Linked DNA regions of Homo sapiens: regions 1 and 3 are each linked to region 2. The links are chromatin contacts, found by Hi-C or POLR2A ChIA-PET in ENCODE. All regions are on one chromosome and are shown on one strand. Each heading gives the region's core, a stretch centred on a gene start or an enhancer-like site at or near the end of the contact. The rest is flanking DNA. Distances are from core to core; before and after follow the strand shown.

Evidence for each region. Hi-C counts contacts between places; a loop is a spot of excess contacts on that map. ChIA-PET counts read pairs that join two places held with the same protein, here RNA polymerase II (POLR2A). Pooled maps may share reads with other maps.
Region 1: a pooled map shows a loop between it and region 2 (6-fold over the local background). The contact joins the enhancer-like site here to the promoter of SKOR1-AS1 in region 2. A Hi-C loop is called at or near these places in 2 of 37 single-sample maps with no recorded cell type and 4 of 50 pooled maps. POLR2A ChIA-PET finds 5 or more read pairs at or near these places in 1 of 52 experiments (GM10248).
Region 3: a loop to region 2 is called in a pooled map, with 3 times the contacts of the local background. The contact joins the enhancer-like site here to the promoter of SKOR1-AS1 in region 2. A Hi-C loop is called at or near these places in 4 of 50 pooled maps. POLR2A ChIA-PET finds 5 or more read pairs at or near these places in 4 of 52 experiments (GM10248, GM12878, activated T-cell and 1 more).

The regions. Positions count from the first base shown.
Region 1 is chr15:68,295,927-68,300,710 of GRCh38, forward strand. It overlaps ITGA11 (integrin subunit alpha 11), which reads right to left. Exons shown (of 30, transcript NM_001004439.2): 30 at 606-4,784. Among named protein-coding and RNA genes, the nearest start is that of FEM1B, 21 kb to the left of the region's middle. Within about 2 kb of position 3,310, at least 14 of the 41 ENCODE cell types and tissues checked have a DNase peak (open chromatin) inside an H3K27ac peak, as active enhancers do.
Region 2 is chr15:67,837,215-67,841,786 of GRCh38, forward strand. SKOR1-AS1 (SKOR1 antisense RNA 1) reads right to left here and starts at 1,665. Exons shown (of 3, transcript NR_120345.1): 1 at 1,496-1,665; 2 at 1-219. RNU6-1 (RNA, U6 small nuclear 1) reads right to left here and starts at 2,831; the gene lies at 2,725-2,831. RefSeq lists enhancers at 1-145, 2,769-3,721, 3,177-3,226, 3,722-4,572.
Region 3 is chr15:68,112,415-68,116,694 of GRCh38, forward strand. The region is part of intron 2 of PIAS1 (protein inhibitor of activated STAT 1); the gene reads left to right. Among named protein-coding and RNA genes, the nearest start is that of PIAS1, 60 kb to the left of the region's middle. Within about 2 kb of position 2,102, at least 3 of the 41 ENCODE cell types and tissues checked have a DNase peak (open chromatin) inside an H3K27ac peak, as active enhancers do.

The sequences.
Region 1 (4,784 bases), core at 2,060-4,559, 460 kb after region 2:
AGTGCCTTAAAGTTGTCAAAGTTATATATGTGCATGGGAAAAAATTCACGTAGTAAAGAAAAATTCAAATATATATTTTAAAAGTTCCCTTTTCATCTCTCCCCGCCTCCTATTTGGACTCTGCAGAGACAATCACTATTAATAGTTTTTTGAGTAGCTTCCCAGAATGTTTCTGTGCACATATGTATTATTTCTCCTTTTCAGTTTTTAAAATGCAAATGAACTTCTACCTTTGCAACGCTATTCTGTATCTTATCTTTTTCATGTAATATATCTTAGGCATTTTCCATTTCTATATGTATAGGTTTTTAAAACAACTTCATAGCAATTAATTCTGTTGATGGATTGAAAATGTATTTAACTAGATTTTATTGATGGACTTTTAGATTTTCAGTTTTTGATATTTCAAATAATGCTGCAGTCAACATCCTTAAGTACCATACTTAAAGGACAAATTCATTCCTAGTACTGGAACTTGGTTTAGTGACTACTTAAAATCTTGACAGAAGTTATCAAATTGCCTTCCATCTCTCTACATCTTTATTGACATCAGATCTAATCATTTAATTTTTGCAAAGTTGTGATTAATGAAAAATAGCATTTCATGGTTTGATTTGTATGCCTTTATTATGAGTAACATTGAACACTTTCATATATTTATTGACTATTGGTGTTTGCTTTGGGGTTGTGTGTGTTTTTTTTCTACTTGTTAGAAGTTCCTTAGAAGTTTGAGGACATTTTCTCTGTCATGTAATAGTTGTAGCTTATTTACTTTAAATATGGTACTTTTGTATCCAAAGTTTACATTTTTCTATAGTCAAATTTATCACAATTTAAAAAAATGGATTCTGAGTTTTAGATCCTGCTTGTAAGGCTGTCTCTATTCCAAGTCATACTTTTTTTTTTTTTCCCCCATGATCTATTTGAAAAAGACACTTTTATGGCTTCCCTTCCCTTCTTTCTCCTTCTCTTCTTTGGTTTAAAATGTTGATTTTCCTATAATTTGTTTGGTTTTTGTTTGTTTGTTTTTTGAGACAGGGTTTCATTCTGTCACCCAGGCTGGAGTGCAGTGGTGCCATCATGGCTTACTGTCGCCTTGATCTTCCGGGCTCAAGTGATCCTCTCACCTCAGCCTCCCAAGTAGCTGGGACTACAGGTATGTGCCACCATGCCCAGCTAATTCTTTTTATTTTGGTATTTTTTGTAGAGATGGGGTTTTGCCATGATGCCTAGGCTGGTCTTGAACTCCTGGGTTCAAGCAGTCCTCCCACCTCAGCCTCTCAAAGTGTTGGGATTACAGATGTGAGCCACCACACCTGGCCTTGGACTAGTATTTCTTCATTTGTCTTTTTTAAGTGGGGAGGTGGGAGTGGCTAACTTTTTTCATTATTACGTGTTTATTTTTCCAGATGAAGTTTGGTGTAATTTTATCATGTTAAGAGATTATTTCGTTTAGCATTGAATTAATAGATTTAGGGACATCTGTACAGTTCTGCACTTCTGAGCTTTTTTTTTTTTTTTTTTTTTATCCAAAAGAAAGCTATGTCTGGTTAGGTAAATCATACACCTGTATCCAGAGTTTTGTTTTGTTTTTTTTTTTAGGTTTTTCTTTTTAATGAAGGTCTTACAACTATTTTCCTTTTATTACCACTACGTACTTCTAAATATTAATGTTTTTACAAAAGCACTGTAATGGTTTTTTTTGTTTTTAAAGAAATAAATTTTCAGTTACTTCTTTTGGATGTCCCAGATACACTAATCGTTTGCAAGTAACAATAATATGGCATTCTCATTTCCAGCCTTCACATCTCAGGAGAGTATTAAAGGGTGGTATTGGAGCACACCCTCAGGACATGTTTGTTTTCAAATTTAGATTCTCTGTGGCCATTCCAGCCTCTATAGAGATCTGAAAAAAACATTTAGTGCCACCCTCTCATTTTATAGTTCAGGACACAAGCCCAGAAAGGCCACACAAGGACTATGTGTGTCGTAACTGAGAGTAGGCTCTGGGTCTCTTGACCCACTGAACAGTGCTCTTTCACTGTGAGATGCCAGTACTAGGGAAGCTCACCTTCAGATCTCTGCTAGGTCACTCCCTGGCTGCAATAACCTAGTGAGACTGCGGAAATCATCCAGACAGGTTTTAAAACATTTTTTTCTTTGTTTCAAGTAATGTCTGCTGTATATGACAGATCACCAAAGAAAATACTGGCAGTAGTGTATTCCTTCAGATACTTGACCTAGAAAATTTCAGTATGAGAGAGGCAAATTTTAGGTGGTTCACAAAACCTTAGCTTGTTGGCAAGTTTAGACAAAATTATATTTTCTAATTTGCCTGTGCTTTAGAAATTTGGTGTGCTCAGTCCATCAGAGGGGCGGACTGGGGTTTTGCTTTTGCCTTAATCAATGGCAAGATACTCTTGCATGTTGGCGCTTATTGAACACCTACTGTATTTCAGGCACTGCACCACAGATATGCATACAAAAATAAGAGAGACCAGTGTGGGCAACAAAGTGAGACCCCCTCTCTGCACAAAATTAAAAAAAAAATTAGCTGGGCATGGTGGTGCATGTCTGTAGTCCCAGCTACTCAAGAGGCTGAGGTGGGAGGATCACTGAAGTCCAGGAGGTCGAGGCTGCAGGGAGCTGTGATTGTGCCGCTGCACTCTAGCCTGGGTGACAGAGCAAGACCCTGTCTCAAAAATAAAAATAAGAAAGATGGACTCTGTCCTTGATAAGCTTGTTCTCCATTTAGATGCATCTATTTGAAATTTGATTTTCTGTATTTCCTCTAATTTTCCAAATAAAAAAATTTTTTGACTCTGACTTGGGCCACCTTCTGAAAACATTTCAGACACATCACTAAGTTGTTGCACATCTTTTTTAATGCAGGGCCAGGGAGATAATCCAGGAGTTTGAGACCAGCCTGGGCAACATGGCGAGACCCTGTCTCTACAAAAAATACTAAAATTAGCTGAGTGTGGTGTGTGCCTGTAGTCCCAGCTACTTGGGAAACTGAGGTGGGATTGCTTGAGCCCGGGAGGCAGAGGCTGCCGTGAGCTGTGATGGTGCCGCTGCACTCTAGCCTGGGCAACAGAGTGAGACACTGTCTCAAAACAAACCATGCAAAGCTGATTAGAAAGGGTAAGTCCCTCAAGGATAGTGCCCATCCTTTAAAAATAACTTTCTGCTTGTACTCTACTTTGGACCTGGTAAGTTTGCTAGGTACGGCTTAGCATACATCTTATTGAAAAGTTTTAGTGTCCAGGTGCAAGGCTTACAATTCCCTCCTCATGCTAAATCAGCAAGGCTCCGTTCCTGTTTCAGTTTCAGTTTTGGAACATGCTGTCCTATTTTAGCATGATGTTGAAACTAATAGAATAGACAGTGACACAAAAGCACTGTGCAGATTTTAACGTGGCCAGTTAGGCCTGGCTGTCCTTTGAGAAGAACCTAGTTGATGTTAATATTAACATAAAGATAGTAGGGGAGTTTTTTTTTTTTTTAAATTATAAGAAGGAGTGCAGGATAAAAGGCTGGAACCACATTAGCCGAAGGTAAAAGCAAAGACTGGTGTGGTGTTGAATAAAAACAGGGGACCATTCATACTAATGGCTGTATTTAAGTCACCCAAGGCACATTTGGGTGGTGAGGAGACTGCTTCGTGGTGGTGAGGCATGGGTGCAGTGAGTTGTTATGCCAGGAAAGGAGCACGATTAAGCCAGCGGTCTCCATTAGAGGCTGCTTGGCATCCTGGGATTGAAGCCAGGGGACTGACTCAAGTCTAATGTCTTATTCTCAGACAGTATTGATGCTAAAACCTTTTGAATACTGACGGAGGTAGGAATTTATCTTGTGAAGACCTCTAGGGATGGAAAGGTCCACACTGTCTCCTAGAAGCTCTTCCACATGTCCCTAGGCAGAGCTATTCCATAGTGTCTCCATTGTGTTTGCATTAGCACTTTGCCCTTTCCACCTAGATACCTGTCATGTCAAGAAACCATCACCTTCCTTAACAAAAGTAAAACCCAGAAACTCCACTGGGGTTTTTGCTGATTTTCTTTGCTGGCTGCCATCAAGATAGTCCCCAGCACAGTTGAAGGGCATCTAAAGACAGGCCTGACAGTTTAAGAAACTGACATTGAAGATTAGAGAATAGCAGAATATTATAGCTATTATGTAATATTAAATCCAGATGGCTGTTCTACAAGTTTAATGTGCTTAGAATTACCTCACAGAGCTTGGATCCATGAAGTCTGAGGAGGAACTTAGGAGTCTGTGGTCTGACTGAGGCAGTCCTGGGACCACTCTTTGAGAAGCGCAGCGCTGCAGAGATCATCTGCTTTATGAGGCACAGTGGGCTTGGGCACAACCCCCTCTTTCTTCATCTTACAGCCTGGATATTCACTTACCTGTTGATTGCAACTCTCAGCCATTAGAGTCATCTGGGGAAGTTGGAAACAAACTTGGCCCCTCTCCCAACCAATGAAATTGGGATCCATAGTGGGTAGGGCCCTTGCAGTGGTCACTTTTAAAGCTCCCGTGGTTCAAAGGTGCAGCCAGGATTGAGAAACACTGCGTTAGCATAGACTTTGCTCCCTATAAGATGCATCTTTGTTTGCTCTACCAGGCACTCTTAAGGCTCATCTTGGGTATTTATACTTCAGGGTAAATAGATTCAGAAAGGGAAACTTGATAACAAATTGAGAGGCTAAGGGCCTTGATACAACTCTCAGTTTGTCCACCTTTTGACCACTTAGTTGGTCTTGGTGTAGGTCTGGGGA
Region 2 (4,572 bases), core at 415-2,914:
AACACATGTGTAGATGAAAGGCTTCCAACTTTGCGGTTCATCTAGGTGCTGAAAATGTCTGAGGGAAGGAATCCCTAGGTGCTTCTGGACAACAGCCACTGATAAGCAATTAAGCTCATTTGCATAAGGTTAATTAAACACAGGTTTACTGCTCAGAAAGAAGATCCTTCATCAATAGGATTCGTTTTGGGAGCAGGTATCAGGTAAGTGATTGTTAACCTAGAAAAGGAAAACTTTGTTCCTGTTCCAACTGTGTCCTAAAGGGGGTATTCCTTCACTCCGTCATACTTTTCCAGGTCACTGGCACACAGGTCCACCCATTCGTAGCTACCCTGCTCTAAAGCCTTGATCCGTTGCAAACATGTGACTCCTGCCTTGAATTCAGAACACCAACAAAAGCAGAACTGGATCTGCATGCTCTTCCCATGAATTCTAAACAGCCTCATCTCCTCTCTCCATCCTCAGATGCTTGGCTAAGAGCACAAACTCTGGAGCCAGATTTACTGAGGTCTCAATGCTGCCCTGTCATTGATGAGTGACATTGGGCAAGTTGTTGAATCTCTCTGTGCCTTAGCTTCCTCATCTATAACATAGGGAGATTAACAGTACCTACTTCATAGAACTGTTTTCTGTTAATATATGTAAAGCACTGAGAACAGCTCCTGGCATACAAGAAGTGCTATTGTATTGGTGTTTGCAAAGATTACAACTCCCTCTGAATTCACTTTCCTGAGACTCAAGCCAGGAATGCTTTTAGAGTCCCAAAATGTACCCCAGTCCATCACCCTCCTCTCCTCCAGGGGCCCAGAAAGGGGGCCCAGAAAGGAGGACAAACCGGTGCTTTTTCAAGCCTGGACTATTGAGCTTTCTGAAGACACATTCATAAGAATCTACAAGCACAGAGGTTGGAAGGGCATCCTGCAACGCCAATGCATGGACTATTGAGTTTCTGGAGACACATTCATAAGAATCTAGAAGCACAGAGGTTGGAAGGGCATCCTGCAACGCCAATGCATTGACTCTATGTGTCCAAAGAGGCGAAGACTTGCCCAAGTTCCCTCAGCAGGTTAGTGCAGAGGAAAGGAAGTCAGCCAGGTCTCTGGATTTTCTGGGGCTAGGAACTGCCTGTCTTTTTCCTAATTTCTGTTCTAATCTTTTCTTTTCTTTTAAGTAGCGACAGGGCTTCACCTTGTTGGCCAGACTGGTCTCGAACCCCTGACCTCGGTATCCTCCCAGCTCAGCCTCCCAAAGTACTAGGATTACAGGCGTGAGCCACTGCGCCCGACCAGTTTCTTTAGAACAATCTCAACAGTCCTTTTTGGGCCAAGTCCTTCACTCTTGGATTCTATTTTACTCCCCATAACACCCCCTTCCACATACGTAGACTAATAATATTCCAGTCTGATGGGTTGTCTGTGCTGAAAGAGAGGGAGCCACATCGACATTGGTCGTTTTCTTATTTGGCATCCCAAGGGAGACATTTAAAACTACTCACCCAATTGCCCAAGTGGCCTCCAAAGAACCAGATATCTCTAGGGGAAGAACAGAAATCCAGCCAACAAAGATTGTCCTCTAACGCCTTACATCGAAGGCCCAGAGCCAAGGAAGAGGCGGAGATGTCCCGCAGTCCCCTATGCTCGGCTGTTACCTGGAAAGGATCATTTCACTTCCACTGAAGAGAAAAGGAATGAGTCCTGAATGGAATGCTGCCCGGCAGCTCCCAGCGCCCGCTGGTAGAGTACCCGCCGCTGTCCCTGGGTGGCTCCGGGGCTTCGAGCCTAACAGTCCTCCTGCGGCGCGCCTGGAGGCTGGGAGCTGTGCGGCCGCTCCCGGCAGATCGACTGAGGTCCCAGTGGCCGCAGGGCCCACGTGCATGCTGAAGCACTAGCAAAGCAGTTGCACCATTTTTCTGTTGGAAAGATATTTCAGAAAACATTGCCTAAGTCATCGCAGGAAATCTGAACGTGGTTGGACTTTGTTTCCTCTTTGTCTTACCACTCGGGACTGTGTTTTTGTAACTCAATTACCTGAGACCTGGGTCCCGATCTTTTCAGGGTCTGTGCCTCTGTAAGTCTTATCAGGCTTTACCTCTCAGTGATTGGTGTAAAATGATGACAGTAAAACAGTAAAACCCACAGGGTGGGGCTGTCAGGAATTTTTTAAACATTATTTTATTTTTCTGCCCCCTCCCCCTTTTCTTTTTTTCTTTTATTATTTATTTATTTGGTCTGGAATATTTCAATGAAATATTGGTGAAGCCCTTGACATATGGTAGATACTCATTAAGTGGTGGCTTTTTTTTTTTTTTTGATTCAAAGGATTCTGTCACTCTTATTGCAAGTTCCTCATACGTTTATCGTTGCACTAGTTCCTGTTATGTTTCGGAGCTGAAATGGATCAACTTTGGCAAGACGAAATTTCCTTAAGTGTAAGGTACTGCAATACTCAGGATTGTGCAGAGGGAAGCAGAGGCAAGATGGGAAAGATCGCAAACTAGGGCCCGAGGGCCAGAGGCAAAATGCACCGCAGAGATGAATCTGCCTAGGCCCCACCTCCTTCTATTCCGTCTCCTAGGACTACTACATTTTATTTGTGTTAAAAGATATCACCTGTAGATGAAAGGTGTTTTCAGTGGTAAACCGTGCACCGGCGTATAAACGTGGTGTAAAAAAAAAACCAAACAGAAAAACAACCTGATGTAAAAACAGAAAAACAACCTGATGTAAAAATATGGAACGCTTCACGAATTTGCGTGTCATCCTTGCGCAGGGGCCATGCTAATCTTCTCTGTATCGTTCCAATTTTAGTATATGTGCTGCCGAAGCGAGCACGGTGTTTCGTCCTTTCCACAAGATATATAAAGCCAAGAAATCGAAATACTTTCAAGTTACGGTAAGCATATGATAGTCCATTTTAAAACATAATTTTAAAACTGCAAACTACCCAAGAAATTATTACTTTCTACGTCACGTATTTTGTACTAATATCTTTGTGTTTACAGTCAAATTAATTCTAATTATCTCTCTAACAGCCTTGTATCGTATATGCAAATATGAAGGAATCATGGGAAATAGGCCCTCTTCCTGCCCGACCTTGGCGCGCGCTCGGCGCGCGGTCACGCTCCGTCACGTGGTGCGTTTTGCCTGCGCGTCTTTCCACTGGGGCCGGGGCGGCGCGGAGGGTTCAGACGCGGGCTCTTACTCAAACGCTGATCCCCGAAACTACCGAGCAGTGTCTGCGCGACGCGAAAGCATTTTTGGAGCGAGGGGCCATGGTGCCCATGGGATTCCCACGGGTGTTGGACTCGGGACCCCGAAAAGGTTGCGAGTCGCTGGTTGGACCCTTCCCTGCGCGGGGACCCGAGAGACGTGACCCTAGCGAGGCCTGGGGCCACCCACTGTGGGCTGGAAGGGGCCGACAGGGGTTGCGGCGGGGGATCGTGGGGAGGGTTGGCCAGGGCGCGCCTTCAGCTTCCCCTCGGCTTCTCGGAACTAGCTCTCTGCATTCGGAGCCAAGGCGATGAGGGTGTCTGCTTTGGGACGCAAACTTCCAGTAGTGGTGGAAGTCTGGGAAGGGTCACCACCGTTTGAGCCAACATTTAGAAAGAGCCAGGCGCTTAACCTAAATGGTATCATTTCCCCCATTTTGCAGTTTAGCAAACAGGCTCTGGGAGGTTAAACCATCTGCTCCAGTGATCCTGCCACTGGTTAAAGTAGTTGGGATTTGGATGCGAGTCTGGTTTCAAAGACTTTTTTTTTTTTTTTTTTTTTTTTTTTTTACGCAGTGGAGTTTGGAAAAGATTTGAGACCACAAGTGCAGCCTCCGCTTTCCTTGTTAGAGTTACTCCAGAAGCCCTGACCAGCTCAGACTTTCCTTCCTACTTCCATTCCTTCAACAAATATTGAACATCTGTGGTGTCAGCACCCGGGCTTCAGGGATGCGTGAGTGGGCAGGGTTGCTATGGTCATGGAGCTCGGTTCCAGCAGGGGAGCCAGGCAGACATGAAAGAGCCCTCTGGATGCCGAGACGTGTGCTGTGAAAGTGTGGCATAGAAAGTGCCTGGGGGATGATGGCCACTTCAGTGGGGCAAGAGAGAAGGTGACATTGGAGCTGTCATTGATGATAACGGCGGCAGCGCTGAGGGGACGGGGACCGAGATCCAGGCAGAGGACCTTGCAACCACCTGACTCAGTGTCACCCATCTGGGCCAGCCCTTCCCGGGAGACCACTGTGGTGGTAGTTGCTGCTCCCAGCAGTGCTGTGGCTCAGTACTGAGAGAGGGGAGGGACCTGGGGAGCCACTGCCAGGGAGTTCGGGCTTTGGAGGCTTGAGTTCTCCCCACTCGGTACGCCTCTTAAGTGAAATGGAAGTCATTTGACTAGCTTCTCATCTGACCTTACTAAATAAGCAGTAGGCAAACGCAAACCTCAGAATGCTAATATGGCCTTTACTGAGTGAAAAGAGCTAATTTGGACAATGATGTTTACCTCAGATTTACAAAAGAGAATTGCAAATAACCAAAAAGCACATTAACATGGATGGGAGATGATGCTAATCTTCAATTAGCATCCA
Region 3 (4,280 bases), core at 852-3,351, 280 kb after region 2:
TTCCTCCTTTCTCTCATGAACCCTTTCCAGGTAGGTTTTTGACTAGCTCATGCCAAAGAAACTGTTGTTATCTAGGTCATCAGTGACCATTATACCACCAAAAAAAAGTAGTCATTTCCCAGTTTGGAAGAATTAAATCTTTTTAAAAAATGTAAAGAATGCCTACTACAGCCTAATAGGGTGGTTCACAATACAGAAAAAGGCCAATAAGGGTATGAAAAGTAGTCAATTTCTAGAAAGTCAAAGAAATGCAAATTTAAGACAATAAGATGTTTCTTATTCACTGTCCAGTGTCGGCAAGGAAATCTAGAACTCTCATATACCATTTGGTTATGCAAATGAAAATTGGTACATTTCTGGAAGCAATTTGACAATTTTTACAAGAGCTTTAAAATTGTGTTCGTCTTTTGACTTGCCCATTCTGTTTCTAAGAGTATGTCTCGGAAATAACACACAAATGCATGATGCATCCACCCACATACAACCAGGGAGGGAAGGATTCATCAAGGCATTAATTCTGGAAGGGAAACATGAAAATGACCTAAGTGTTTGACAATAGGAGATTGGTTAAAGTATGCTACATCTATATGGTAGAATACCAAGTAGCTACTTAAAATGATGACATTGGTTTGTTTATTTATTTGAAATTATTTTAAACTTTTTTCACATCAAGTTGCCATTAAAGATATGTTTATTAACATGGAAAGACTTTAATATGTTTTAAGAAGTGTATTCAATGCAAATTTTGTGGGGAACAAAGTATATTACATGCATGTGGTTATATGTGTGCACATACATAGGTACATATCAATGTATGTATAGGAAAATGCCTAGAAGATTGTATACCAAAATGTTTTTCAGCTGCTGTCAAGTAGTACAATTTTAGATGTTCTTTTAAAACTTGGAATGCTTGCATTAACAACAACAAAAAAAGAAAATGAAAGTTTTGCAAAAGAAAGAAAATCAATATCCCAATTATAGTCTGCTTACTTTTTCTGGTTTTACATTCAAACATTGATCATTAGACTTGGTTCATAGCTGGCTGGCTTGAACTGACCCAGTCCTGTTTCATAACCCTGCTGGACTTAAAACAGCCTAATGGTCTGCCAGCTGTGAGAGAATAGATGAGCCAGATAAAGTGTATTTACCATACTTTTAACTCCTGAGCTGCTTGGGAGTCTTTATAGACTCCTTTGATTAAGTCTACCAGGAGACCAGCTACTAACTCAGTAAACTAATCTGAGGAATAATGTAAAGTTAGAATAACTAGGATAGGTAGAGTTAAACTCCAGAGAAAAAAGGTGATGAAAAGTATAAGGCAAGCTTATTAAGGATGGGCTTATTAGGAACCTGATAAAAGGATGTGATAAAAATGAAATCAAAGGGTTTTACAGTGCTAAAGTTTAATAGTATTACATGTTGGAATTGTTTCCTGTTTCTTAGTATAGGTAATTTCTGTATGAATGGAAAATTCATGTGTAATTTTTGTTGTACTCCAAAGAACTTTAGCCACAATTTATTGTGAAATATTTGCAACCTTGAAAATTCAGAAATCTAGCAATAGGATCTCTCTCTGTCTCTCTCTTGCTCTAGCAAACGACTGCATATATTTCATACACACACACACACACACACACACACACACACTTATATACATGTATAGTATATTGGTTTTGTATAAGGTATAAAAAGCAAATTATTATAAAAACAATACATATGCTCAATGTGAAGAATTTTGTAAATAAAAGTTACAAAGGAGTCAATTTTTGCTGCCTTTTTCAATCTTTCAACGCATAATATGTAAATTTGCTTATTTATGCTCTATACTTCATGTTTATATCTTGTCTTTTTCACTTAATATTTTATGACTGTATTCTCATATCATTAAGTATTCTTTCCTTTAAAAATTCCCATTTAAAGATAGTCAAAGCAATATGAATTTGTTAATGATTTAGTATATGAATTGGAGAAAACATATTTTCTGCAGTCTTCTTTCTTAATGGGAGCTGACAGCCTAATGATGAAACTATATCATTCCAGCTATATTTTAAAAAATTACATAGTTGTCAAGTTTTTGTTTGACTAAGTCAGAGGGTTCATTAAAGATTGTAAGGCTGACATTCGTAGATAGGAACTTTAGTTTCACTTTCCCTAAGACAGCAAGAAATATTCTATAACAGAAAGATGACTATTTTTAGCTTTTCTTTCTGCTGGTGAGGTGGAATAGCAAATATTTTTAGAGCAATTGAAAGTACAGCCTCTTAGATTAGCTCAGTGTTTCTATCATCAGAATCTCAATTATTTTATGTATCTAGATTTTTTTTTTACTTCCAATGTTTTGAGTTTATGTAAATTGCAACATGATTCGTCTTTTTATTTTTGATCTAGTTCGTTTCTCTGTGGAACAATATAAAAGATGAAATTTCTAAAACCTTAACTTTTCTTTCTGCACTTTTTATGTATTTTGAGTTGTAATTATATTCTGCTTATTGTGGGCAGTTCTCTTCTTTCTTGGAGATGAAACTTTGATAATTAATACTTACGGGGAGATGGTGTTACAAATCTTCTCTCATAATAGGCTCTTAATATTCACAAGAGAGATCCCCCATGACCATTGTAAGTACCCTTAATTATGAACACCACTAGAACATTTCATCTTTCCCCAAAACGATGCCATAGGATAAGTGAAAATTTGAGGGACTTCTGTTTTTACCCTTAATGAAGGACATCTTGGTTGCTTCCAGGTTTTGGCAGTATAAATAAAGGTGCTGTAAGCATCCATGTGGAGGGCTTTATGTGGACATATGTTTTCAGCTCCTTTAGGTAAATACTAAGGAGTGTGATTGTGGGACTATATGGTAAGAGTATGTTTAGCTTTGTAAGAAACTGTCAAACTCTCTTCCACAGTACATGGTGCTATACTGTAAATGGTATTTTTTTTATTTCAGTTTCTGATTGTTTGCTGTTATTATATGGAAATACGACTGGTTTTTGTATAGCATCTTCACCTTGCTAAATTCGATTGTTCTAGAAGCGTTTTGTAGATTCTATTGAATTTTCTACATAGGTCATATTTTCTATGAATAGACAGTTTTACTCTTTTCCAGTCTTGATGCATTTTTCTTGCTTTATTGTGCTGGCAAGAACCTTCAGTATAATGTTGAATAGAAATGGTAAGAGTGGATGTCACTGCCTCATTCCTAATTTTTGAGGGAAAACATTGATTCTTTCACGTCTCAGTAAAGTGTTTCCTGTAAATTTTCATAGCTGTCTATTATCGATTTGAAGATGTTTACTTCTATTCCTGGTTTCTGGAGAGTGTTTATTAGGAATGGTTGTTGGGTTTTTGTCAAATGCGTTTTCCTCATCTATTGAGCTGTTAATATGGTGTTTCTTTTTTAGTGCGTTAATATGGTGACTTGATTTTTGAATGGTGAACCAGCCTTGTATTTTTGCAACAAATCTCCCTTAGTTATGATAAATTATTGTTTTTCCATATGGTTGGATTTTATTTGCTAAAGTTTTATTAAGAGTGTTTGCATTTATGTTCATGACAGGTAAATGGTTGGTAATTTTTTGTCTAATAAGGTCTTGGTCTCATTTTGGTACCAAAGTAGTACTGGCTTCATAGAATGAGTTAAGCATTTCTTTCTTTTCCATTTTTTTTTGGCGAGGATGGGGAAGAGTTTGTGTAGAATCAATATTTTTTCTTGTCAGGTAGAATTCTTCAGTGTTTTGAAAACATTTATGTAGGGTTGGTATTATTTTTTTCTTAAGTATTTGGTAGAAGTCCCCCGAGAATACACATGGGCCTAGAGTTTTCTTTCAGAGAAGTTATCAAATTACAAATTCAGATTCTTGTAGGGCTATTCAGGTTATCTTTTTTCTTAAGTAAACTTTGGTAGTTTTTTGTCTTAAGACATTTGTCCATTCTTGCTGAGTTATAAGTTTTTGTCATAAAGGTACGCCAAATATTAATAATATTCTCTTCACATCCATAGAATATGTAGTGATATAACCTCTTATTCCTGATATCGACAATCTATGTCTTTTCTTCTTTGTTCTCTTGATTAGTCTTGCTAGAGATTTCATTTTGATTTTCAAGAAGAAACCAGCTTTTGGTGTCACTGATTTTTCTATATTTTTGTTTTTCAATTTGATTATTTTCTGCTCTGATCTTTATTATTTTCTTTCTCCTGATTCCTTTGGGTTTCATTTCTCTTCTCTTTTTTTAGTTTCTTAAGGTATAAACTGAAACCATTGATTTAAGACCTTTTTTT